Linked DNA regions of Homo sapiens: regions 1 and 2 are each linked to region 3. Evidence: chromatin loops called from intact Hi-C (ENCODE). Cell type or tissue: dorsolateral prefrontal cortex. All regions are shown on one strand.

The links. A loop is a pair of places that touch in the nucleus more often than their neighbours do. Peaks named below come from ENCODE experiments on the same cell type or tissue, not always from the same donor. Only the 100,000 strongest peaks of a DNase experiment are listed, where the experiment ranks them.
Region 1: a loop joins it to region 3, with 10 times the contacts of the local background. A loop is called at or near these places in 73 of 110 quality-filtered maps.
Region 2: it touches region 3 in a loop (9-fold over the local background); 102 of 110 quality-filtered maps call a loop at or near these places.

What each region holds. Positions count from the first base shown.
Region 1 is chr6:160,729,076-160,737,075 of GRCh38, reverse strand. PLG (plasminogen) reads right to left here. Exons shown (of 19, transcript NM_000301.5): 11 at 5,844-6,025; 12 at 5,183-5,331; 13 at 2,988-3,081; 14 at 69-189. Among named protein-coding and RNA genes, the nearest start is that of PLG, 31 kb to the right of the region's middle. RefSeq lists a silencer at 3,808-3,887. In dorsolateral prefrontal cortex, a CTCF peak has its summit at 3,842; a DNase peak (open chromatin) is centred at 3,815; H3K27me3 peaks cover 289 bases.
Region 2 is chr6:160,927,784-160,935,783 of GRCh38, reverse strand. It overlaps LOC102724087 (a long non-coding RNA gene), which reads right to left. Exons shown (of 6, transcript NR_187757.1): 3 at 7,768-7,921. Among named protein-coding and RNA genes, the nearest start is that of MAP3K4, 60 kb to the left of the region's middle. RefSeq lists an enhancer at 4,773-5,067. In dorsolateral prefrontal cortex, CTCF peaks have their summits at 2,330 (motif pointing right), 4,713 and 4,912 (motif pointing left); DNase peaks (open chromatin) are centred at 2,322, 4,415 and 4,903; H3K4me3 peaks cover 1,367 bases; H3K27ac peaks cover 1,181 bases.
Region 3 is chr6:161,370,191-161,378,190 of GRCh38, reverse strand. The region is part of intron 10 of PRKN (parkin RBR E3 ubiquitin protein ligase); the gene reads left to right. Among named protein-coding and RNA genes, the nearest start is that of AGPAT4, 100 kb to the right of the region's middle. RefSeq lists enhancers at 2,474-3,014, 4,209-4,358. In dorsolateral prefrontal cortex, CTCF peaks have their summits at 4,131 (motif pointing right), 6,988 and 7,192 (motif pointing right); DNase peaks (open chromatin) are centred at 2,430, 2,844, 4,130 and 7,200; H3K4me3 peaks cover 1,215 bases; H3K27ac peaks cover 2,778 bases.

The DNA.
Region 1 (8,000 bases), 640 kb after region 3:
AAATGTAGAAGGGTTTTGCAGGGCTTACGTGGAGGGACAGTATAAATCGTTTCTGGGCCTGTTCTTACCTTGTTCTAAGACTGACTTGCCAGGGCCAGGAATGTGGGTGGGCCACACACCCCCCTACAACCCTTCCAGGACATTTCTTCGGCTCCACTTGAGGCTTCCCACAATCAAATGAAGGGGCCGCTGTGGCACAAGGTGGGAAAGAAATCCCATTTGAGACAAGGTAGCAATTTTGTGGTGTAATTCGAGACAAATTCCAAGCACTGAGTTTTTGACATCTTAAAGGCCGAACTAAATAGTAAAATCATCATCTTTTGGAACATTTTCTCTAAGTTTCAAAAGTGGTAGTAGACAACACAGGACCCTCTCTTTTCAAGAAAATATAAGCACTTTGTAATTATTTTGTTGGAGAAGTGATCAAACAGACTGGTATAGTTTAGCATCAGAATGAGATATTTTCTGAGAAAACCTTGATTGGGACAAATGGTTATTTGTCATTGTTATTCTGACTCCATGCAGTATGTTTAGAACATGATGCCATCCTTCCCATAATCATCATCATCACCATCACCATCTAAACCATGTAAAGTTTACTGAAAACCATAATTGTCATCACTGCTGAAAGGCACAAAGGTTTATTTTTCCATGTGAGTCTCTGTGTGTGCACGTGTGTGTGTGTGTGTATGTGATTGTATGTAGCAAGGATTACTGTCCTAAGTTGAAATGTTGCCTTCTGTCAGCCAGCTTCAGGACAGCTCCTCTGGGGAGCCTCCCATGACTAACCAACGGCCGTGGGGGTGACTTAAACATATGACTTTATTCTTCTTTTCCTCCTCCCTGCCTTCTCTCTGTAGCCAGCCCACAGGGTCTCTGGAGGTAGGGACAGTGTCCCATCTTTGGTACCATCCACCAATGCCTACAACAGTGCAGGGGCTGCAGAGGGTATTCAAAAATGCTTCTCTGTTGTCTCCAGCCCTTCAAGGTCTTCACAAATGTAAATGTTAATATTTTAAATAATTGTTCATACAATTATTAGTAACAACTGTAAGAGGAAATTCCTTCCCAACCAACCAGAGATTCTATGCTCTAGTGAATCTGGAACCTGGGTTTTCCAAATAACTTTACATTTGCCATGGGCTGTTCTGAGAATCTATCTATGGAAGCCTTTTTTTAAAAAAAGAAGCAAGGCATAGAATGCAATCATCTTCTCTAGTGCTGAGCTCAATTTCTGCTAGTATGCCTTACATACAGTAGACATGCATCGTTGTACTAAAAGAGTAACTACAGAAATGATGGTACCCTGCTCCTACTATTCAAAACAAAACTGAATGTTTCTATTTATTTTTGCTTATTATTATTTGTACTGTATATGTTGGTGGAAAGGAAATAGTTATTAAAATCATTCACCACCAGAGGCTCTAGCTTTCTCAAGCACGAGTCAAACCTGAATAAACCATATCCTTCTGCATGAAACAGTCCTCAGGATTTCCAAGTGTCTGATGGGAACGCTTCTCACCAGGCTTGGGGTTAACCTCACTTGTCTCACATCAAGGTTAGGTGGGGGACCTCACAGTCCTTTGGGAAAAATCTTGTTCCCATTCTTCCTTCTTTCTCCAATCTCTAAGAACCTGATTCTTGTACATCCTCAATGTGGGTGAGGACACCAGAATTGCACCTGGGAAACTACTGCACTTCCCTTCCATGGGAGTCAAAGGTGCATGAGTCCCAGGCACGGTAGTGGGGTCTGAGGCAAGAAAATCAGTCTGGGCTCAACTTCAAGGCAGCCTGTCAAGGATAGAGAGCCCGGGCAGTGAGAGGCAGTGGTGTGTACCAGATGGGGCCAGAAGTGGAGAACTGGAACTGACTCCATCGAGGGACTTTGAGTTAGAGGTGCCACCAAGATGCTTCTGCAGAAAAAGTCAGCTATCAACTCATGCTAAATCCAGAGATCACAATGCCGCATTACAATAATATTGGCCAAGTAGAATCTTTCATACCATCCTAACCCCTCCTTCCTCCCTCTTGGTGTCCCTAGGAGAAGCCCAAATGCGAAGCTGGGCAGTGTGGCTCCCATGATCTTCATCACTGCCCTGTACCACCTTCCCAGGCAATCTCAGGATGCTGGTCTTCAGTGGACTTGGAGGCCAAGCTCCTTCCCCCAGCTCAAGGTCCCTCCACATGGCAGACCCAACCACAAGCAACCAAATTATGCATAGGAGAAGTCCAGGGTGGTTTTCTGTAACTAGGACAAATTGATTGGTCAGCAGAATGTTAAATATGGGACAATTCCAAGTAGCTTCCTTTCTTTTTTTTTTTTTTTTTTTCAGAAATACCCATGGATTTGTTATTCCAATTCTTTAAGAACTAATGTCAACTCCCCTTCCCCTGATCCAAGCCTCATACTCCCAACAAGAGTCTCAGAGCAATGAGGATGGAACCCAACAAGCAGTCTCTAAGCTATGTCACTAATGTGACTTGTGAGTAGTAAACTTATAAGAAAGGCCATCTGGGGCTAAAGAGCTGCACTACCTTTCATTGAATTCCTAGGATGGCCATCTGAGGTTTACAATGTGCGTTACATGCTTACCTGTTTCCTGCTGTTTGTATTTTCTTTCTTACTTCTCAGCTGTGGAAAGGGAAAGTTTTTCATCCGAATGACTCTAAATTTTTCATGCATCCCACGCTAGACATGGCAGCATTCAGTGGGACCATCCTGGGGCTGACTAGATTACCTCTAAGCTTGCTCTTTGGGAATTTTACATTTATTTTATTTATGTGTGCCTGGGGCGATGGGCAGGTGTTCCTCTAACAAATGTGGCCAATAGTAGGGCAGATTCAAGATGCCCATGATGAAGAGTGGGGTCTGATGGAGAGGGCAGCTATCTCCTCCCCAGAAGCAGTCTGCTCAGAAGCCCTTTTCCTTTTTTGTTGCAAATCCATATTAAGTAAGCAGTTTCCTTACCAAAAAGAAGGCAACCTACCACACTGAGGGACATCACAGTAGTCGTAAAGTTTTCTTGGATTTGTCGTGTAGCACCAGGGACCACCTACATCACCATCAGGGTTACGGCAGTACTGAAAACAAGAAGGCATGTAAGCTCCAGCTCACGTGGGGCAGGAGAGGGAGAAGGTGTTCCAAGGCTCACGCATTTCATGTCTATCCTTAGAAGACATAAAGGAGTGTTTCTTTTTCCTTCCTTCTTTTTTTTTTTTTTTTTTTTTTCTGAGGTGGAGTTTTGCTCTTGTCGCCCAGGCTGGAGTGCAGTGGCATGATCTCAGCTCACTGCAACCTCCATCTCCTGGGTTCAAGCGATTCTCCTGCTTCAGCCTCCTGAGTAGCTGCAACTGCAGGTGCACGCCACCACACCTGGCTAATTTTTTTTTCTATTTTCAGTAGAGATGAGGTTTCACCATTTTGGCCAGGCTAGTCTCGAACTCCTGACCTCAGGTGATCTGCTTGTCTCAGCCTCCCAAAGTGTAGGGATTACAGGTGTGAGCCACCATGCTCAGCCTCTTCTTCCTTTCTATTATTATTATTATTATTTTGGCAAAGTTATTTTTTGAATGCTCTAAAGCCGTCCTTCCTGTGCCCCTGTTCAAAAGGAGCTATGAGGCCACACCCCTGGACAGGGAGTGGTGACCCTCGGGGGTCTTTGGAGAATGGGTCTCCCTTCAGGAGCCTGACCCAGTGGAGGCCTTAGAGCCCCAGCACCAAAGGACAGTGGGACATCATTGATGTGCATTGTCCCTGGAGGGCTCAGCGCTCTCCTACCCGATGAAGCCTGTTTGCTGTTGATTCAGAAACATTTATTTCCATGCATTGTGCGCCCTCTATGGGGCAAGACACAGAAAGGCAGTGTTGTCCTCCCCTTCATATGACACTGTGGTAGAATAAGAAACGTATATTTGGTCTCTGCCCCCCAGTTCCTGACACGGAGCTCCTAAATCCCTTGGGGGTTCCTGAGTGAAGGGAGCATCTTTTGTTTGAATGAAGCAACTCTTGGTGGGTTCTTGGATAGTCTCAGGATGGGGCTGGTTGCCAAAGGAACCAACCATGTGATTGCAGGGTTGGAACTGTTCAGCCCCCCACGTCCAACTTCCAGGGAGGGAACAGGAGCTGAAGGTGAGCTGGTCTCCAATGGCCAACGATGTATTCAACTGTGCCTCTGTAATGAAGCCTCCATAAAAACCCAGCAAGACTGCACTTGGAGAGCTTCTGGGTTGCTGAACACTTGGGGTACCGGGGGCTGGTGCACTGGAGAGGGCATGGAAACTCTGAGCCCCTTCTCACATGCCTTGCCCCGTGCATCTCTTCTGTCTGGCTGTTCACCAGGATCCTTTGTAATATCTTTTATAACAAATGGGTAAATAAAAGTAACGTGTTCCCCTGAGTTCTGTGAGCCACTCTAGCAAAGTAATCAAGTAGAAAAACAGATTTTTGTCCAGTTGGGCAGAAGTACAGGTCACCGCCTGGAACTTGGGATTGGCATCTGCAGTGGGGCGGTCTTGTGGGACTGAGCCTTAACTTATGGGATCTGACACTGTCTCCAGATAGAGTGTCAGCACTGAGTTACATTGTAGGACACCCAGCTGGTATCTGCTGGAGACTCGCTTGGGGTGTGAGGAGAAATCCCCCCACATCTGGTGTGAGAAGTGTTATGCTGCATGGGTGTGAGAGTGGGGGAACACAGACACTTTGGTTTTTCCTATATCTCAGTCTTCCCTATTCATAGGCCCCAAAGTAAACCATCGCAGAGAATGCATGAGGCTAAGGGAAGTCCCATGGTGACCTGATGGCCCATCCAAATTTTTTCTCGAAAAATCTGACTTAAATTTCATAAAGGGCATCTTTGATTACTGGAACCTAGCATACAAACACTAGAAACTAGAGACAGTCCCCAATAATGGAAACTTTAAAGAAATGTCACTAAAGGGAAGAGGCCTGAGAACCCTCACATGTGTGGAGGTTTCCTGGCCTGTGCTGCTTGTACTTTCCATACTAAGGCCAATTATATTCTAGCTTAGCCCCCTGATGCCTTTCCAATATTTTCTTCTGTCCCCTCTCCCCCATTACAAAAAAGAGCAGTCCAGGTCAGATTTTCTGTAACACAGAACCAATTCTGTTTGCAAAGATTGGTGAGCAAAAGGCCAAAGAGTCCAAATCAAAGTGGCTTACATTTTTTTCCAGACCCGCCCGTGGATTTGTCTCTGGAGTGAAAATGCTGTGTCTATGGGGCTCCTGGGCAGCCCAGTCCTGGCATGGCGTCCCAGTAACAGTGGTCGCCCTCTTGCCTCGGTATCCTTTCCCATTCCCAAACATACAGTCTGTACAGGGAAAAAATGGATGATTATGAAGAGCCACAGAGACCCAGGATGATATGGAATCAATACAGTCATGTCAGGTTTCTCTAGGATGACAGAATCAGGGGCCACATTCCTCAGAAACTGCAATGCTGAAGACTGCAATGAACGCTGCCTACCTTAAGAAATTACTGGAGATGCTTACTGGCTTGGAAAGAATCACACATATGGCAGCATGATAGAATACGAATTTGGACTGGGATACTGAGATAACCCATTTTAGAACAAGGTGAGTGGTTAAGTTGAGCACCTTGGAGGGTTTGCACCTGTCCTAAAGGCACAGCCCACTCACGTTGTGCCAAAAGTCACACCTCTGCCTCCTTGAGAGAGTGCACTGAGGCTTCCTTCCACATGGCAGACCCTCTAAAAACACTTGATTTCTCGTGTAGCATGGAAGGTTTCTGCATCAGTGAGATTTTCCATGGCTTTTCATCCCAGCGTCCAAGTGTGTAGATGTCCAGCCACAGATTTCTTACCTTCTTCGGAAGGAGTCTCTACATCTGGAAGCAGGACAACAGGCGGAGGTGCTACAACACTCGCTTCTGTTCCTGAGCATTTTTTCAGGTTGCAGTACTCCCACCTGACGCTGGGGTCTGTGGTAAAACACCAGGGGCCTTTATCGGCATCTGGATTCCTGCAGTAGTTCATTGTCAGGCCACTGGAAATTCCAAAACAATACAGGTCACAAGAGGTGGGAGAATATTCAGGGGCACCCAGCACCCTCTACATTTTGTTCTAACAAAGTGTTAACAAGTGGCTTTGAAATATTCCCATTATAGGTACAATAATGTTGTAACAAACAAAAATGGTCCTCAACTTCTAAACAACTGTGTACATTTCAAAGACAGATTTTAATTTTTCTTTAAAAAATCAAAAGTAGTATATGCTCCATATAAAAACTCAGATCATACATAAACATGTAAATAAAAGGATCAGAATATCCCCCTCCCACCTTCTGCCAAATACATTTCTCAGGAATAACAGGTACAGATTTTAAAGTGCATATTTTATATTTTTATGCACATAAAAGTATATCTCTAACTGTCTAGCTCTCTGTATTTCTCTCTATAGGACTGTATTGTGAAATGTGCATTGGAACTAAAATACATTTCTCCAAGGAGAAAATGACATCCAAGATGGTATCATTCCCAGGCCAGTCACCTTACTCTAAGTACTCACAGTGTAACTAAAGGGATCTACTTTTACTATGAAAAACAACCACGAAAAATAGTGTTACTGTCAATACCGTATCAGGTGTGTCAAGTGGGTTTGTTTCTGCAAGACGTATCAAAGCCACCCTGGGAAACTAGCTCCCAGGCAGGATGCCATTTCTCTAGGATGGGTTCCTGGGCAGGACATCCTCTCCTGCTCTCAATCCATCCTCTGCTGGCCACTGCCACTCCAGGTCTGAGGGAATGGGGGATGAGTTGGAAGAACAGTGGGACTCAAGATATAAAGGGAGACTATGGGATCTGAAGAGGTCGGGCAGCTACGGAGGAGTCCGAAAACAACGGAGTAATAGTCAAAGCAGGCGAGGACCCCGGGCTGGGGGGGATCTTGGAGAATGTGCTCCCCCTCATGCCTCCCAAGAATGTTGCTCCAACCTCTCAGAATCCTCACATTCATGACCTGTGGCTGTCTGAGAAAACGGGAAATGTATTATGTACCATGGGAATGCAACATTGTCTCTCTAGCGACTCTACACATGTGATCTAATCTCAAGCCCAGACACCCCATTTGAGGAAGTTCATAGTCTAAGCAACTGGATGTGTTAAAAGGCTGAGCATTTGAAACAGATTTCCACTCTCTTCAGTTGAGGTATACTTTTACATAGTGTGAAATGCACAGATCTTAAATGTTGTTTGGTGAGTTTTGATGATCACCTATACTTGTGTAAACCACACTCCCATATGATACAGAACACTTCCATTACTCTAGAAACACCCTGTGTCACTGCTCATTCAATTCCTGCTACCCTCTTCCCACTGCCAGAGGGAAATACTATTGGTTTCCTTCACTAAAGATTAGTTTTACCTCTCCTCAAACCTGATATAAATGGGCTCATACAGAATGTACACTTATGTATCTGCCTCCTTTCCTTAATATATTTTTGAGTTCCATCCATCCTATTTGAGAGGATCAGTCACTTCTTCATTTTAATTGCTTAATAATATTCCATTATATGAATAGATCACAAATTATCGATTCATTTTCTCATTGATTGACCTTGTAGTTGTTTACAGTTTGGGGTTATAATAACTAGAGCTGCTGTGAATATTCTTGTAGATCTCTTTGTGGACTTCTGTTTTCATTTCCATGGGGTAAATATTCAGGAATAGAATTGCAGTTTTTTGGGGTAGACTCATAGTTATTTAACTTTATGGAAAACCAGCATACTGTACTTTAACCAGCGTATGCGAGAGCTGCACATCCTCGCTCCACATCAGTGACAGCACTTATTGTTGTGTCTTCTTAATGATACCCATGCCCATTAAGTGTTGGTGACATCTTGTGATGGTTATAATTCTTATATCTTTGATGGCTAAAATGTTGAGCATTTTTTCAGGTGCTTATTGTCCATCTGTCCATCGTTCCCTGAGAAATTTCCTATTCAATTCTGTTGCCCATTTTAA
Region 2 (8,000 bases), 440 kb after region 3:
GCATTATATTTTCTGATATATATTACAAAGCAACAGTAATCAAAACAGTATGGTACTGGCATGAAAACAAACACAAAGATCAATGAAACCAAATAGAGAATCCAGAAATAAATCCATGCATCTACATTCAGCTGATCTTTGACAAGGGTGACAAGAACACAAAATGGGAAATAGATTGTCTCCTCCATAAATGGTACTGGGAAAACTGAATATTCACATAGAGAAGAATGAAATTGGACCTTTATCTCACACCACATACAAAAAATAACTCAAAGTAGATTAAAAACATAAACATAAGATCTAAAACTGTGAAATTACTGGAAGAAAACACAGAAGAAAAGCTTCTTGACATTGGTTTGGGCATTGATTTGTTGGATATGACCCCAAAGGAAAGGTAACAAAAACAAAATAGACAAATGGGATTGCATGACATTTCTGCACAGCAAAGGAAACAATCAACAGAACGAAAAAGTAACATTAGGAATGGGAGAAAATATTTGCAAACCATACATCTGATTGGGGTTAACTTCAAAAATATGTAAGAAGCTCAAACAACTCAGTGGCAAAAAGAAAACCCAAATAACCCAATTTTTTAAATGGGCAAAGGACCTGAATAGACATTTATCAACAAAAGACAGACAAGTGGAGAACAGGTATATAAAAAGGTGCTCAAATTCACTACTCATCAGAAAAATGCAAATCAAAGAAATATATGGGCTGGGCATGGTGGCTCACGCCTATAATCCCAGCACTTTGGGAGGCTAAGGAGAGAGAATTGCTTGAGGCCAGGAGTTTTGAGACCAGCCTGAGCAACATAGTGAGACCCTGTCCCTATAAAGAAATAAAGAATTAGCTGGGCATGGTATTGTGTACCTGTAGTTCTAGCTACTTGGGAGGCTGAGGCAGGAAGATTGCTTAAACCCAGGAGTTTGAAGTTACAGTGAGCTATGATCGCACCTCTGCACTCCAGCCTGGGTGACAGAGTAAGACCTATCTCTAAAAATAAAAAACAAAACAAAAGAAAAACCTACACTCTAATATCACCTTAAACCTACTAGAATGACTATTATCAAAAAGGCAAAAGATGACTCGTGTTGGTGAGGATACGGAGAAAAGGGAAGCTTGGCACACTGTTGGGGGAAATGTAAATTGTGGCCATTATGGAAAACAGAATGGAGGTTCCTCAAACAATGAAAAGTAGGGTGTGCATACTGTGTGGGTGTGGTGTGTGTGTGCATGCTGTGTGGTGTGCATGGTGTGACTGTATATGTGTTATGGATTTGTGGTATGTGTGAGGTGTGTATATGATGTGTGTGCATGGTGTAAGCATGGTGTATGTGCATAGTGTATGTACGGTGTGTGTGTGCAGCGTGTGGTGGGTGATCTGTGTGTGGTCTGTGTGTGTACATGGTGTATGGTGTGTTGTGGGTGTGTGGTGTGTTGTGTGAGGTGTGTGGTGTGTGCGGTATGTGTGCACACAGTGTATGTATGGTGTGTGTGTGTGTGTGTGTGTGGTATATTGTTGATGGTACATTAAAGAGAATTAAATCCTAATATTGCAGGGTGGGAAGTCCATAGGTAATGATTAAAAGAGAAAAAAGAAGTACCAGGGTCAGAAGGTTATTTAGAGATTTGAAGGTAAATGCCAACAGGATCAGTTTAAAGAGTCGAAGTGTTTGCCTCTGGGGAGAAGGAAATTCAAGCTTTTTTATAGAACTTTTTGACTCTTTAAACTATGAGCATATATAAAGTTGACTTTTAAAAACTAATTAAAAGAATTTTTAAATGTTCCAAAACAGGTTGGATGAGTACACACTTCATCATGATTGTGGCTGAGGGAGACTGGGTTAGAGAAGAGAGGATGAGCCAGAAAGTTCCAGGGACTGGGGAAAAGTTAAAAGGAGAAAATGTTCACAATTGTTAACTGCAGGTTGTGGGAAAGTTGGTAAGTTGCTTCAATGTTTGCTCCCTCTGTACTTTTTCATATATTTAACATTTCTTAAATTAGCTTAATAATGAACTACGTAATCAGCTATAGAGTTGAGGGTGTGGAGCTTACACAGGACAGCTGAGCTACCGGTTTAAAATGAATGGTATTTTTTAAAATGACTATTTGGAGGATTAACAGAAATAGAACACCCAAACAAGGGTTGATAAGAAAGGACCCCAGGGCTCTGTCTCAGCTCTCCTGGCCACACCTGGAGGACATGGGCCTCTCCAAGGTCTCACGCTTTCAGGAGGTGTTGATGAAGGATATGGAGAGACCTGAAGCTCTGGGCGCTGCGCAGTCTGAGAAGAGAAGCTCCAGGAACGTGGGAGCTGAGTGCAGATACCGGAGGGCTGTCATCCAGCAGAGGGAGTAGGTGACGACTGGCCTAGCGAGGGACCCTTATCAAGGCTACATTTGTAGATCACTTTGTTTGTGTGGGGCACTGCTGTGACTGCATTAAATTTCCACTTACCTAAATCCATTTTTGTGCACTTGTTTTCTACTCTTGTAAGAAACACAACAGCGTCAACCTCAAAACAGTAATCTAGTCAAAGGAGCAATTCCCAAGGCACGACATGTGGGGAATTCAGATTCATCAGCACCCACAGAGACTACAGTGATTATTGATAACGCCAACTTAACGCCTGGCCAGCAGCATGGATCCTGACCTCCACTATTCTTGTGTGTTTACGGAATCACACAAAAGTGCAGTGTTTTCATTTTTGCTGCTTGTTTCACAGGTCTGTATAACCCACTTTTAAAGTCAAAAAGGCCAATAAAAGTATAAACTCAGTACAATGTATAATATACCTATTTCATATACATATGAATAGATATACACTTTTACACATGTATGCATATGTATCATATGCGTCAATTACTAGATGGAATAGAATTTTTTTTTTTTGAGACCGAGTCTCTGTCACCCAGGCTGGAGTGCAGCGGCATGATCTCAGCTCACTACAACCTCCGCCTCCCAGGTTCGAGCGATTCCTCTGCCTCAACCTGCTGAGTAGCTGGGATTACAGGTGCGTGCCACCATGCCCAGCTAATTTTTGTATTTTTAGTAGAGATGGGGTTTCACCATGTTAGTTAGGCTGGTCTCGAACTCCTGACCTAGTGATCTACCCACCTCAGCCTCCCAAAGTGCTGGGATTACAGGCATGAGCCACCATACCCCACCTAGAATTTTTTAAAATTGAAATATTTTCCAGTTTTTAAGCATATCAGCATATCAGCTAACTTTAAAGTGTTAATGTCACTGTACTTATAAATTATTGAAGCTTAAACTTTAGAATAGTGGAGGATAAGTTAAACGTAGCAAAAAGATTTCTCCTTTATTACTTCTTTTTTTAAAAAATATTTTTTTTTTTGGCACAAGCTCTCGCTCTGCTGCCCAGGCTGTAGTGCAGTGGTGCAATCTTGGCTCACTGCAGCCTTGTCCTCCTGGGCTCAATCATCCTCCTACCTCAGCTCCCGAGTAGCTGGGGCTACAGGCGTGCGGCCACCACACCCGGATAATTTTTTTGGTATTTTTTGTAGAGATGAGGTCTTGCCATGTTGCCCAGACTGGTCTTGAACTCCTGTGCTCAAGCAGTTCTCCTGTCTTGGCCTCCCAAAGTGCTGGGATTACAGGAGTGAGGCACTGCACGTGCCCTATTGCTTCTTTAAATAAGGGACAAGAGATATAAAGAGAAAACAGGAAGTACCTTCTCCCTCTGTAACTTATGAGGTAAGCAGCTAATTGATCATATGGTAAAGAAGAACCAAATAAAATTAGTGTCTCAAAATATCAGGAGCACTGCTTCTGTGAAATCAGTTAAAGTACATGTCCATATTAGTCATCCATTGATACACATGCTTATTTTCCTAAGTGAATTCTCCACAATTCTGAAAACCAGTGAAAAGATTATCTCATGTTAGTTCTACACAAAACCAAGCATCGCATGTGACTCTCCATGTTTCAAGGCATACACATCCCTTTCCACCGAGGATCAAAGTGCCCTACACCAAGGATCAAAGTGCCCTATGGGAAGCAACTTCTTGCCTTTTAAACCAGATTCAGTAAACAAAAACTGTTTTGCATAGCTGACAAAAGATCACACTGATTGCACAAAACAAGGTCAGCCTGTGGAAGGAAGCTTACAAGGTCAAATGGGGCACGTTAAGGAGGCGTAACCCATCACATTGACTTTTCTGCTGTTAGAATTTTTTTCTGGTAAAAAATACAGGTATCAGGATTCCCTGTGTCCAGCAGGTGTTAGAACAGAGGAAGACAGAGGGCGGCCTCCTGCAAAACATCTCCTACCCTTGCCAGTTTCCAATCCAGTGTCCAGGGGCTGGAGCATCAGGGCTCCCCGTGCTTGCGCTTGGAAGCAGAAACGCCCTCAAGCCCCAGTTCTCTCAGGGGCTCCGACCCACCTACCTGGGGTTCAGCCCCGGAGCCAGCGGCTGGACCGAACGGGGTCGCGCCCTGGAACACAGGGCGGGCGAAGGAGAAAAGCCCAGCTGGCAGCGCATGGGCGAGCGTCCTGCCTTTCCCAGCGGCCTTGGCCTGGCCATCATGGGCTTGCGGGAGGGGTCCGCCCACCCGCGCCCCCGCCCCGGGCCCCAGCCCCGTGCCTGCGCCTCTGCGGAGCGCAAGCGGCCTTGTTCCTCTCCCGCGGGGGACCCTTCGCGAGCTCCAGAAGCATCAGTGTCCTCCGGGCGGCCGCGGGCCCGCTGCGGCTCCCACCCTGGCGCCCCTGGATTGCTCTCCCCACTCTCAGCCTTACGCCCCACTCCTTCCACCCCGAATTTTGCAGCCTCAGGACTTGAACCATCTGCTGGCTGAAGTCACTTGGGACAAAACCCACGACAGGTTTTGGGAGCTGGACACTCCCTCCCAAGGAGGCGAGGGCGCGCAGCGAAGTGTGGGGTGTGCCGCCCCCTGCCGGCCTGGGTGACGTTCGCTTCTGCTTCCACGCTGCCCAGCAATGTCCAATTGGAACGTTTGGAAGGCAAGGCTGAGAATAAATGCTGTTTGCAAATTCCAGAAAAGAAAAAAAAATGTTGTTCTTCTATTTAGCAAAAGGTTTTCCCAGCCAAGCCAGCACTTCTGTGGGTAGTATTTAAGTCTTAAGTGCGTCAGAGCTGTTGCCTGCAGGCGCTGGTATTGCCCAAGGGGAAGTATCAGGACAATGTCTACGAAAACTCCAGGATCTTGGATGAAGCAACCTTTCCACATTAAGTTTGTAGCATAATCTACCAGGTCTCCTACGATTTACCCGTCATGCAAAAGGAGCAAGTTTCTGCAAAACAGGGCTTTCAAAGAGCCTTTTCAGGAGAAGAAAATGTTGGAAGAGCTAATTTGTTGCCTACTTGTTGTTCACTTTGCAACTAAAACTAATCCCCTTAAAGGTATTTATGGGTATGAATGATAAATAATGAAAAGGATCAAAATAGGAATGTTTCATTCACTTTAACCTGGCCCATGCTGTGCACTTCAGGCCCTAGACTCTGGTTTGAACTCTGTGATTTCTATCATTCCTTGGCTTTGTTTGCTTCATTGCTTGGGCTTTCAGACTGATCAGAGTTCTGTGAATACAGTAGGTGCTCAATAAATCCTTAATCTGGGTACTACCATTGATGCCTGTGGCAGTGACTGCAGATGGGCGGGCTCCTGCAGCAGCGAGGCGTGGGGCTAGAGGGCCTGGCTCTGGCATCCAACCCTGCTCCATCTGCCACAAAAGCTGTGTGACTTTGGGGAAGTTATGAACCTCTGCTGAACTCTCTGTGGGTAAAATGAGAGTAGTAGCAATAGCACCTCCCTCATAGGGTTGGAGTGAGGAGTAAATGAAATAACCTGTGTAAAGAACCTGGTATGGTGCCTAGTGTTGTGTAAACTACTAATTGGACAGGGGAGTAGTATCCAGAATATACAAGGAACTCAAACATCTCAACAGCAAAAAACCAATGCAGTTAAAATACGGGCAAATGATCTGAGCAGACATTTCTCAAAAGAAGTCATACAAATGTCCAACAAATATATGAAAATGTGCTCAATATCACTAATCATCAGCGAAATGGAAATCAAAACCACTATGAGGTATTAGCTCACCCCAGTTAGGATGGCTATTATCAGAAAGACAAAAAATAACACATGCTGGTGAGGATGCAGAAAAAAAGGGAACTTTTCTACACAGTTGGTGGGAATTTAAACTAGTACAATCTCTCTGGAGAACAGTATGGAGGTTCCTCAAAAAACTACAAATAGAAGTACCATATGATCCAGCAATCTCACTACGGGGCATTTATCCAACAGAATGGAAATCATTATATCACAGAGTCATCTGCAGCCCCGGGTTTATTGCAGCTCTGTTCACAATAACCAAGACATGGAATCAACCTAGTTGTCTGACCACACATGAATGGATAAAGAAAATGTGGCATATACATACCATGGAATACTATTCAGCTATAAAAAATAATGAAATCCTATTATTTGCAGCAACATGGATGAAGCTAGAGTACATTATGTTAAACAAGCCAGGAGCAGAAAGATTAACACTGTATGTTCTCACTCATAGGTGGCAGCTAAAAGAAGTTGATCTCAAGAAGTAAAAAGTAAACAGAAGATACTAGAGGCTGAGAAGGGTCCCAGGAAGGGAGGGATAGGGAGAGAGTTGTTAAAGGCTACAAATTACAGCTTGAAAAGAGGAATAGTTCTAGTGTTCTACACCACTGTAGAATGTCAACAGTAGTATAGTGAATAGTGTCAAATAGCTAAAAGGAGGATGTTGAATGTTTCCAACACAAATATATAATAAATGATAAACATTTGAGATGACATATATGCTAATTACCCTGATTTGATCACTATACATTATATGTATTGAAACATCTTATGTACCTTATGAATATGTACAATTATTATTTGTTGACAAGCATTTTTTTTTGAAAGCTTGATCTCATATAATTAGAGTAGAATAGTGGTACCAGAGGACGAGGAAGGTAGTTGGGGAGAGAAGAGAAGTTGGTCCATGGTTTCAAAATTCCAGTTAGACAGAAATAATAAATTCTGGTGTTCTATTACACACTAGGGTGACTATAGCTAATAATAATATATTGTATATTTCAAAATAACTAGAAGAGAAGATTTTGAATTTTCTCACCACAAAGAAAGGATAAATGTTTAAAGTGATAGATATGCTGATTACCCTAATTGATCATTATACAATATATCCATGCACTGAAACATCACACTGAACCCCATAAATATGTACAATTGCTATGTGTCAATTACAAATGAAATGAAACATTTAAAAAAGAGCTTAGTAAAGTGATTAGTATGTAGGCATTAATCAATCAAGTATAGATATTATTATTCCTCCTCCCAGTAGTAAATTGCAGTACAGTGGTTAAAAGTAATCACTTAAGACCTAGATATTTGGGTTAGAACCTGGCTCCACCAATTTCCATTGGCATACTTTGGGCAAATGAGTTTCAATGTCCTGATCTATAAGTGGTAATAATAAAAGAGAAAAATCTGGTGATTGTAGCGTGGTATAGGCAATTCATAGTGCTGTTAGTGCCTGGCACAGATGGAAAACCTACAATAAATCATAGCTAGTACTAAAATAAAAATTGTAAGGATATGTTTAGATTAGCCACCAATGCTTAATTGTCCTCTAAGGTAATAATGTCTTTGTCTAATTTTACCTTTCCACTTATTTTCTTATCAAAATGTTGATAGCTAGGGATTGCCAGAGGGTCTGAACTCAGTGACACCTTCCCACCTGAAGGTCAAGGGCTGTCTGCAGCCCCTGGTGGAACCCTGGTTGCCGACATCAGTCCTTCCGCTTAGAGCAGTTCTTGTGCAGTCTTTGATGCAAGGTAATTTTGGAAGAATTGCTTCAAGGATGTTCAATGGTGACTGCTACCGATTGCAGCCTGGTGGGTAGAAAGGATATTCAGAGAGATCAAATGCAGTGGCCTTAGCTCCCACAGTTACTCATATATTGAAACTTGG
Region 3 (8,000 bases):
CAAACATGCGGACATGTCCTGCCCCTCCCATGGGTCTGTCCACGTGCCTGCTCTGCAGAGCTCCTTGTCTTACCTGTCCTCAGTCTTCCAGATTTTCTCTGTCCCTGCCCTTAAAGAGGCTGCCAAGACGTTTGCCACTGCTTAGGAGCTTGTATCTCTTCCTAACTCAGGACTCTTTCCTTTCCACACACAGTCCACTGTCAGCTGCTGCCTCATCTGTTTGGGCTGCTGTCACTCAATACCGTAGACTGGCTGGCTTATAAACAACACACATTTATTCCTTCCAGTTCTGGAGGCTCAGAAGTCAAAGATGAATGCACTAGCAGATTTGGGGTCTCATGAGGGACCACTTTTTGGTTTGTAGATGACGTCTTCTAGCTATACCCTCACATGGTAGAAGGGGCAAGACAGCTCTCTGGGGCCTCACAGGATGAGAGGTGACTGGTTAATGCCCTCTCTTTATAAGGGCACTAATCCCATTCCCGAGGGCTCTGACTTATGACCCAATCACCTTGCAAAGGCCTCACCTCCTAATCCCACCGCCTTGGTGATTAGGTTTCGACATAGGAATCTGGGGAGACACAAACACTCGGACCATAGCAGTTGCGTTGCCCAAGGCTCTGCTTATTGACAGGGTCTCCCCTCACCACTCTTTCAACCCTAAAGAGGATTACAGGATAGCGACAGTGCATTTTTGGCTTGCAGCCGTATGTTAAGCTAACTCAATTGTGAACCAAGCTTGGATCCCTCAGTGTGTCATAAGGAATCTCCCCAGCCCGGCCACTACCACCGTGGGGCCATGGTTGTGAGCCCAAGGAGAGGCAGTCATGCCACGGTGTGGATGGCACGGGGGTCTGAGGACCTGCTTGTGCAGCTCGCTCACGCCCCGTGGGCCTGCTTGGGCCTGGGCCTAGATGCCCCACTTCTGTCTTATGACAATTGCTGCACAGATGCTCCAACTCCACAGGGCTCGGTAGCGTGCCAGGGGCTCTCTTTCAAATGGTCCATCGTTCTCAGCTGCTGAACCCCCAAAATCTTTGCTGGGATGCTCTTATTGGCCCGCAGGTAGCCCCACGTGACCTCTTTTCCCTCCACAGACACCTGGAATCCACAGGGTCTGCCTGCGTGCACAGCCGCAGAGACAGGGCGCTTGCATGCCGCCTGACCCTGCCCTTTGCTCCTCGGGGCCCCACTCAGAGCTTCCAGCACTTTCTTCCAACAGTGACAGGCTCCTCTTTGGCCACTGGCGGGAGGGATTCCAGCTCTAACTCCATTTTAGAGTTTGCTTCCTAGGACTATCCAGGCACCAAGTGCCACAGGTTATAGGTTCCCAGGAGAACAGGCTCTGAGACTTGCAGGCAGGGAGTGTCTTGGGGTGCTCTCAACAGCACCTTCAGGAAGAGAAGGAAGCAGGGTTGGGCAGAGGTGGAGTCCCACTGCAGTGCGGTTGCCACAGAAGACTGAGGGGAGCCAGAGGTAGGAGGCTAGAGGTGAGCCCTTCGCATCCACCCTCCACCACTGGGCGTGAGCTGCCCTATCGCCGTGATGTGACGGTGTGACCTCAGTCCCAAGGTGGTGGGACTGGGAGCAGAGCAGAGCACCCCCTAAAAGGGCCAAACCAGAGACACACCAGGCACCAGGAATCCGGCCAGGGAATACAGAGGAGGGGATGGGCTTGAGGTCGGATCTGCAGAACTTGGCAGTGGATTAGAAGACAGGATGAGAGGAGACGGGTTAATGTTGATGCATGAATGTCTAGCTTAGAACGATGGTGGTGCCATTGGCTGGAAGAGGAGACAGAAACAAAAGCAGGTTGTTCGGGGAGACACACATTCATTGTGGACATCTCAGCTAGGGGTTCAGTGGGGAAAGGAGTGGATGCCTAGACCACCTCAGAGGAGAATCCAGGCTGGAGCCAGCGATCAAGATGCAAGACTGACAATCTCCAACGAACTGCCCCTTATCCATGCTCCCCACACCCACACCCACCCCTTCAGAGTTACAGTCCAGGAGAGGCTAGGAGGTGCACCTCCCTCAGTGGAGGACACTGAAGCAGCAGTGGCTCCAGGGAGCTGAGATCTTTTTTGATCTATTTTGCCCCAGCATCTCACCGCAGAGCCGTCTCTCAGCCATTGACTGCCTTCACACACAAATGCAGTCCCAGTATTGGGAGATGGGTGTAATTTATTATTCCCGGAGATCTAGATCCCCGGTTATTTGGGAGTGTATTTTCTGAACTGCTTGTTGGTTTAAGTAAAGCAGGTTTGATGCCACTTCTCTTGAATCCATGACCCTGGACCCGCCGCCTAAGTGGATGTGCAGATGGGATGGAACGGCTGCGACAGATCTCCATTAAAGCCAGCGCGTCGTTCGGGCTCGGCCTTGCGCTGTGAAAAGCTGAGTCAGTGCCAGGACAGCACCCGCCCCTCTGCAGTGCGTTTCCAAGGCACTCAGCTTGTGTGCGAAGGTTTGCTCTGGGGCAGCAGAAATGGCCCTTGGCAGGTCGTCAAAGGCCCGGTTTCATTTCCTCCTCTTCCAGGCAAGTTGCTCAAAGGCTCACAGCCTTTTCGTCGCCTGCCACACAGAGCCAGTAAGATCTACCAAGCTATAAATAATGAAATGAGTGTGTGTTTCGCCGTTTGTAAGTTGCAAAGTATTACAAAATGGTGAAACTTGGGGGTTTGGGTTTTTAAGGCTGAATGCTAAAACTGTCAGGCACTGTGGAGAGAGGAAAGGAAAGATAAGATTGACTGGGATTGAAAGACAAGTGAAGGCATGCTTGCGTGGGTACACACACAGTGACACCACACGCCTGCCCCTGGAGGCCGATCCTGACCATGCAGACCTGGGGCTGGGGCTCTCCAAGCGCTCTCCTGCACTGCAGAAACCCTTCTTCTCTTCTGGACTGTCACTCCAGCACGGCAGAGCACCAAGGCTCTGCAACGCACTTCCCTGGGGTGCAGCTTCCGGCCAGGGGCGTCCTCCCTCTGCAGGAGCCTCAGCACCCCCGGGGGGTTCCCTCCACCCCCAGGAGTTCTGCCTTGAGGGGCATGGCCTGCGGGTCCCCTGAGCTCGCTCACCTGTGGGGGTCACGGCCTGCGGGTCCCCTGAGCTCACTCACCTGTAGGGGTCACAGCCTGCGGGTCCCCTGAGTCTTCCTCTGCACGGCCACAGTGCAGCCTCCACCAGATGCCTGCCTGGCCTGACACATGGGACCCTCCTCTGAAAATGATGCTGTCCTGAAGGCTTTTGGATTCCAGAGGGGTTTCAGGATCCCAGCAGAGTTGGTAAAAAAGGTCTGAATGTAAATTCTGAACCGACTTTGCAAGTCTATACCCTGTATACCCTGTGTACTAGACTCCATAAACAAGCAGCTAGAACAAGTTCGCAATGTGGAAAATATTTTTATAGAAACTTATTGTCACAGCTACACACCACACACACACACACACCACACATATGTCACACATGCCACACACATAAACATAACGCACACATCACACATACACACCACACATATATAACACACATCACACATACACACACACCACACATACATCACACATGCCACACACATACACACATACACACACCACACACATGCACCACACACCCATTACACACACCACACACACATCACACACCACACACATGCACCACACACCCATTACACACACCACACATACATCACACACACCACACACACCACACACCCATCACACACACCACCCATATGCACCACACACCCATCACACACACCACACATATGCACCACACACACATAAACATACACACCACATCCACATACACCACACATACACAACACACACGGCGCACACATATACATAACATGCACACCATGCGTTACACACACAACACACGCGCACCACATATACCACACACACATACATACACACCACACACACTGCACATACAGCATACGCATATACACAACACACATACACACAGAACACACACCACACACAGATACATAACACTGCACACACTCGCCACTCACATACACACCGCATACCCCACGGGCATTTGGAGCTCCTCAAAGGAAAGCGCCCCTGGCAATTCTCTGCACACCCCACTCAGTATCAGGAGGGAAGCAGCTGCAGTGCGCCTCTGATGCACCAGATGGCGCTAAACCCTTAAGGAAAATGCTGGATTTGTCCAGAAACAAAAATAAAATGACCTGGGGGAAAAGGGAGTGAACGCCACTTTGAAAGGCACCCCAGCCACGCCTGCATAGTGGCCCAGCCGACAACAGGCAAGAGGGAATCGAAGGACTGTGTCCCCAGGAGGAGCATTTCTGAGAGGTGTGCAGATTTGAAAAGCTAACAGCTGGATCCTGGCCCCCATAATTCCTTCATTAAAAACGGGGCTGGCAGGGGGGACAAAATATTGTCACTCCACAGAAAAGCATGTTGACCATGTGTGAGGAAAACGGTTCACCTGCTCTACACTTGTTCCTTGCAAGCACAGAGGCATAGCCCGTTTAAACTCAGCACCCCGCAAGCACAGAGGTGTAGCCCATTTAACTCATCACCCCTGCAAGCACAGAGGCATGGCCATTTAACTCATCACCCCTGCAAAGCACAGAGGTATAGCACATTTAAACTCAGCACCCCTGCAAACACAGAGGCATAGCTCGTTTAAACTCAGCACCCCTGTAAGCACAGAGGCATAGCCCATTTAGGCTCAGCACTGCTGTTCTCCAGGGTTGCATTTACCTTCTTTCAGCAAGGACTAGGTGTTCCCACCCGTGTCTGAGGAATCCAAGACAAGCAGAGGGGGCTTGAAGTCAAACAGATCTAGTCTTAAACATGAGTTTCAGCCTAGCTGTGATGGGTAATTTTCTGTGTCAATGTAGCTGGGCCACACAGCCCAGTTGTTGGAACCAGCAGTAGTCAAGGTGTCGCTGTGAAGGTATTTTTGTAGACGTGGTTAACATCTATACTCAGTTAACTTTGAGGTCAAGGAGATGACCCTCTATAATGTGGGTGGGCCTCACCCAGTCCATGGAAGGCCTGACGAGCAAAGACCTCGGTTTCCCAGAGAAGAGAAAAATTCTGCCCTACCGAGTGTGGTGGTTCACACCGGCAGCCCCACACTTTGGGAGGCCAGGGTGGGAGGATCACTTGAAGCTAAGAATTCGAAACCAGCCTGGGCAACAAAGTGAGACCCCATCTCTACAAAAAATATTTTTTAAAGATCAGCAGAGGACAGAAGCATGTGCCTGTAGTCCCAGCTACTCGAGAGCCCAGGATTTCCAGGCTAGAGTGAGCTATGATCTTGCCACAGCACTCCAGCCTGGGCAACAGAGTGAGACCCTGTCTCAAAAAAAAAAAAAAAAAAAAAATAGGGTCTCTCTGTCTTTGTTGACCACAGTGTATGTAGACCTTCTGCGAGCAGTAGTTCTCCGAAGCTCTGCAGGCTAGCGACATCGGCATCACCTAGGAATTTGTTGAACTGCCAGTCCTTGAGCGCAATCCCAGACCTATGGATTCAGACCCAGAGGGGTAGTGGGGGAGCCACAGCACAAGCGCTTCCGGTGCCGCTGGTCTGAGAGCCGCCGTTCTGCTAATGGGGAAGCTCCACAAGGCAGGGATTGTTGGCTTGCTATTTGTCATCTCTCTTGTTTACTGGGATGTATCCCCAGGGTCCAGGACAGTGCCTGGCACATCTTAGACACCCAACACATGTTTCTTGAATGAAAATATTTCTGCATTCACTCTAGCAAAAATAATAGTCTACTTTGTGCCAGAATAACTATACTTTGCACAAAAGGTAGGCTCTGTGGTCGGCTTTGACCCCTCTCACATCCTATTAGTGATGATTCCGCATTCAGAATCCCATCTATGTGGATAATTTTGGTCACTGCTGACCTAAGCCAACCAAAAACTAGAGAATGTCATTATCAAAAATACAAATCAGCATATTTTCTAGCTCAAGTGTAGATTTTTCCCATATGTCAACTTGTAACAATAGTTGAACACAAAGCACTTTTAAAATAACCAATAAATGGTACCTATTAATAATTCTGCTACTTAATATTTATGTTGTTCCATTTCCCCCATTAATCTCAAAATAGGTTGATAGATATTATTTTAATTCACTTCCCCTTTAGGAAGCATTTAGGGCCCCATGGGGCAAGACTCTGTAAGATCTCGTCTGTGGCACTTGGCACACATTCCACTCCTAGCAGAAATCACCACTGTTAGAATCATTGTCAAAAATGCCCTTCTGGGCCAGGCATGGTGGCTCATGCCTGTAATCCCAGCACTTTGGGAGGCCGAGGCAGGCAGATCACCTGAGGTCAAGAATTCGAGATCAGCCTGGCCAAAGTGATGAAATCCCATCTCTACTAAAAATACAAAAATTAGCGAGGTGGGGTGGTGCATGCCTGTAATCCCAGCTACTCAGGAGGCTGAGGCATGAGAATCGCTTGAACCCAGGAGGTGGAGGTTGTAGTGAGCCGAGATTGTGTCATTGCACTCCAGCCTAGGTGACAGAGCAAAACTCCGTCTCAAAAATAGATAAATAAATAAAAACAAATGCCCTTCTGAATTGCATTCTAAAGCATGGCTTGGGGAGTTTGGAGCTTAGTGGAGTAGCCTTGTATTGCTTACAGTGTAGCCTTGTATTCCCCGGAGCCCTTGGCTAGACACCCCATTAAATCCCAACACTCTGATGATTTCTCTTAAAAAAAATAACAAAATAGGCCGGGCGCAGTGGCTCACACCTGTAATCCAAGCACTTTGGGAGACGGAGGCGGGCAGATCACCTGAGGTCAGGAGTTCAAAACTAGCCTGGCCAACATGGTGAAACTCCGTCTCCTCCCTCAGCCTCCCAAGTAGCCGGGTGTGGTAGCAGGCACCTGTAACCCCAGCTACTTGAGAGGCCGAGGCAGCAGAATCATTTGAACCCAGGAGGTGGAGGTTGCAGTGAGCGGAGATTTCACCATTGCACTCCAGCCTGGGCAACAGGAGCGAAACAACGTCTCAAAAAAAAAAATAACAAAATACATTTAAATATATACATATATACATATTCTCCAAAAAGAGATAGTCATAAGACAATGTGAGAACAACAAAACATGTTTTGGTGACACCCGTTGCCAAGCAGTAACGTTGACTAGCTCAAGGCCCCTGAAAAGTGATGCCATTTTCTTACTCACCAGCAGGAGGCGGGCTGCTCACACGCAGCAGTGCTCAACTGGCCCACCTGCTTGACTGAGCCAGGAAGGCTGCTGTCTGCAAAGGTGGAAGGTTTCAGTGTTTGTGAGAAGAGAGGCGAGCGTTGATGAGAAAGCTGACATTTAAAAGCTGTCATTCACCTGAAAGCATTCATAGCTGAATTAAGCCAACTCTGTTTTCATGATTAATGACAACTGCTCTTTTTTGGAAAACAGGCTTAAATGGATTTTTAGGATTAGAATAGACTTGTCTAATTATTGGCTACACAGGTGTCACAAATGAGTTTCTCTTAAAGCAGGAAAGATAACACATATGCAGTTCCTTAAGTTATTCTAGCTTCAATGTATATCAATGTGTCTCCTAGGCGCTAATTCGGCTTTTTTTTTTTTTTTTTTTTGACACAGAGTCTTGCTCTGTCGCCCAGGCTGGAGTGCAGTGGCGCGATCTCGGCTCACTGCAAGCTCTGCCTCCCAGGTTCACGTCATTCTCCCATCTCAGCCTCCCAAGTAGGTGGGACTACAGGTGCCTGCCACCACGCCCGGCTAATTTTTTTTTTTTTTTTTTGTATTTTGAGTAGAGATGGGGTTTCATCGTGTTAGCCAGGATGGTTTGATCTGACCTCGTGATCCACCCGCCTCGGCCTCCCAAAGTGCTGGGATTACAGGTGTGAGCCACCGTGCCCAGCCTAATTCAGCTTTTAAAACCTATATAAGTACATTTTGATTTACCAGTGGAGTTTTGTGTGTGTGTGTGTGTTTATAGAGACAGGGTCTCATTATATTGACCAGTCTGGCCTTG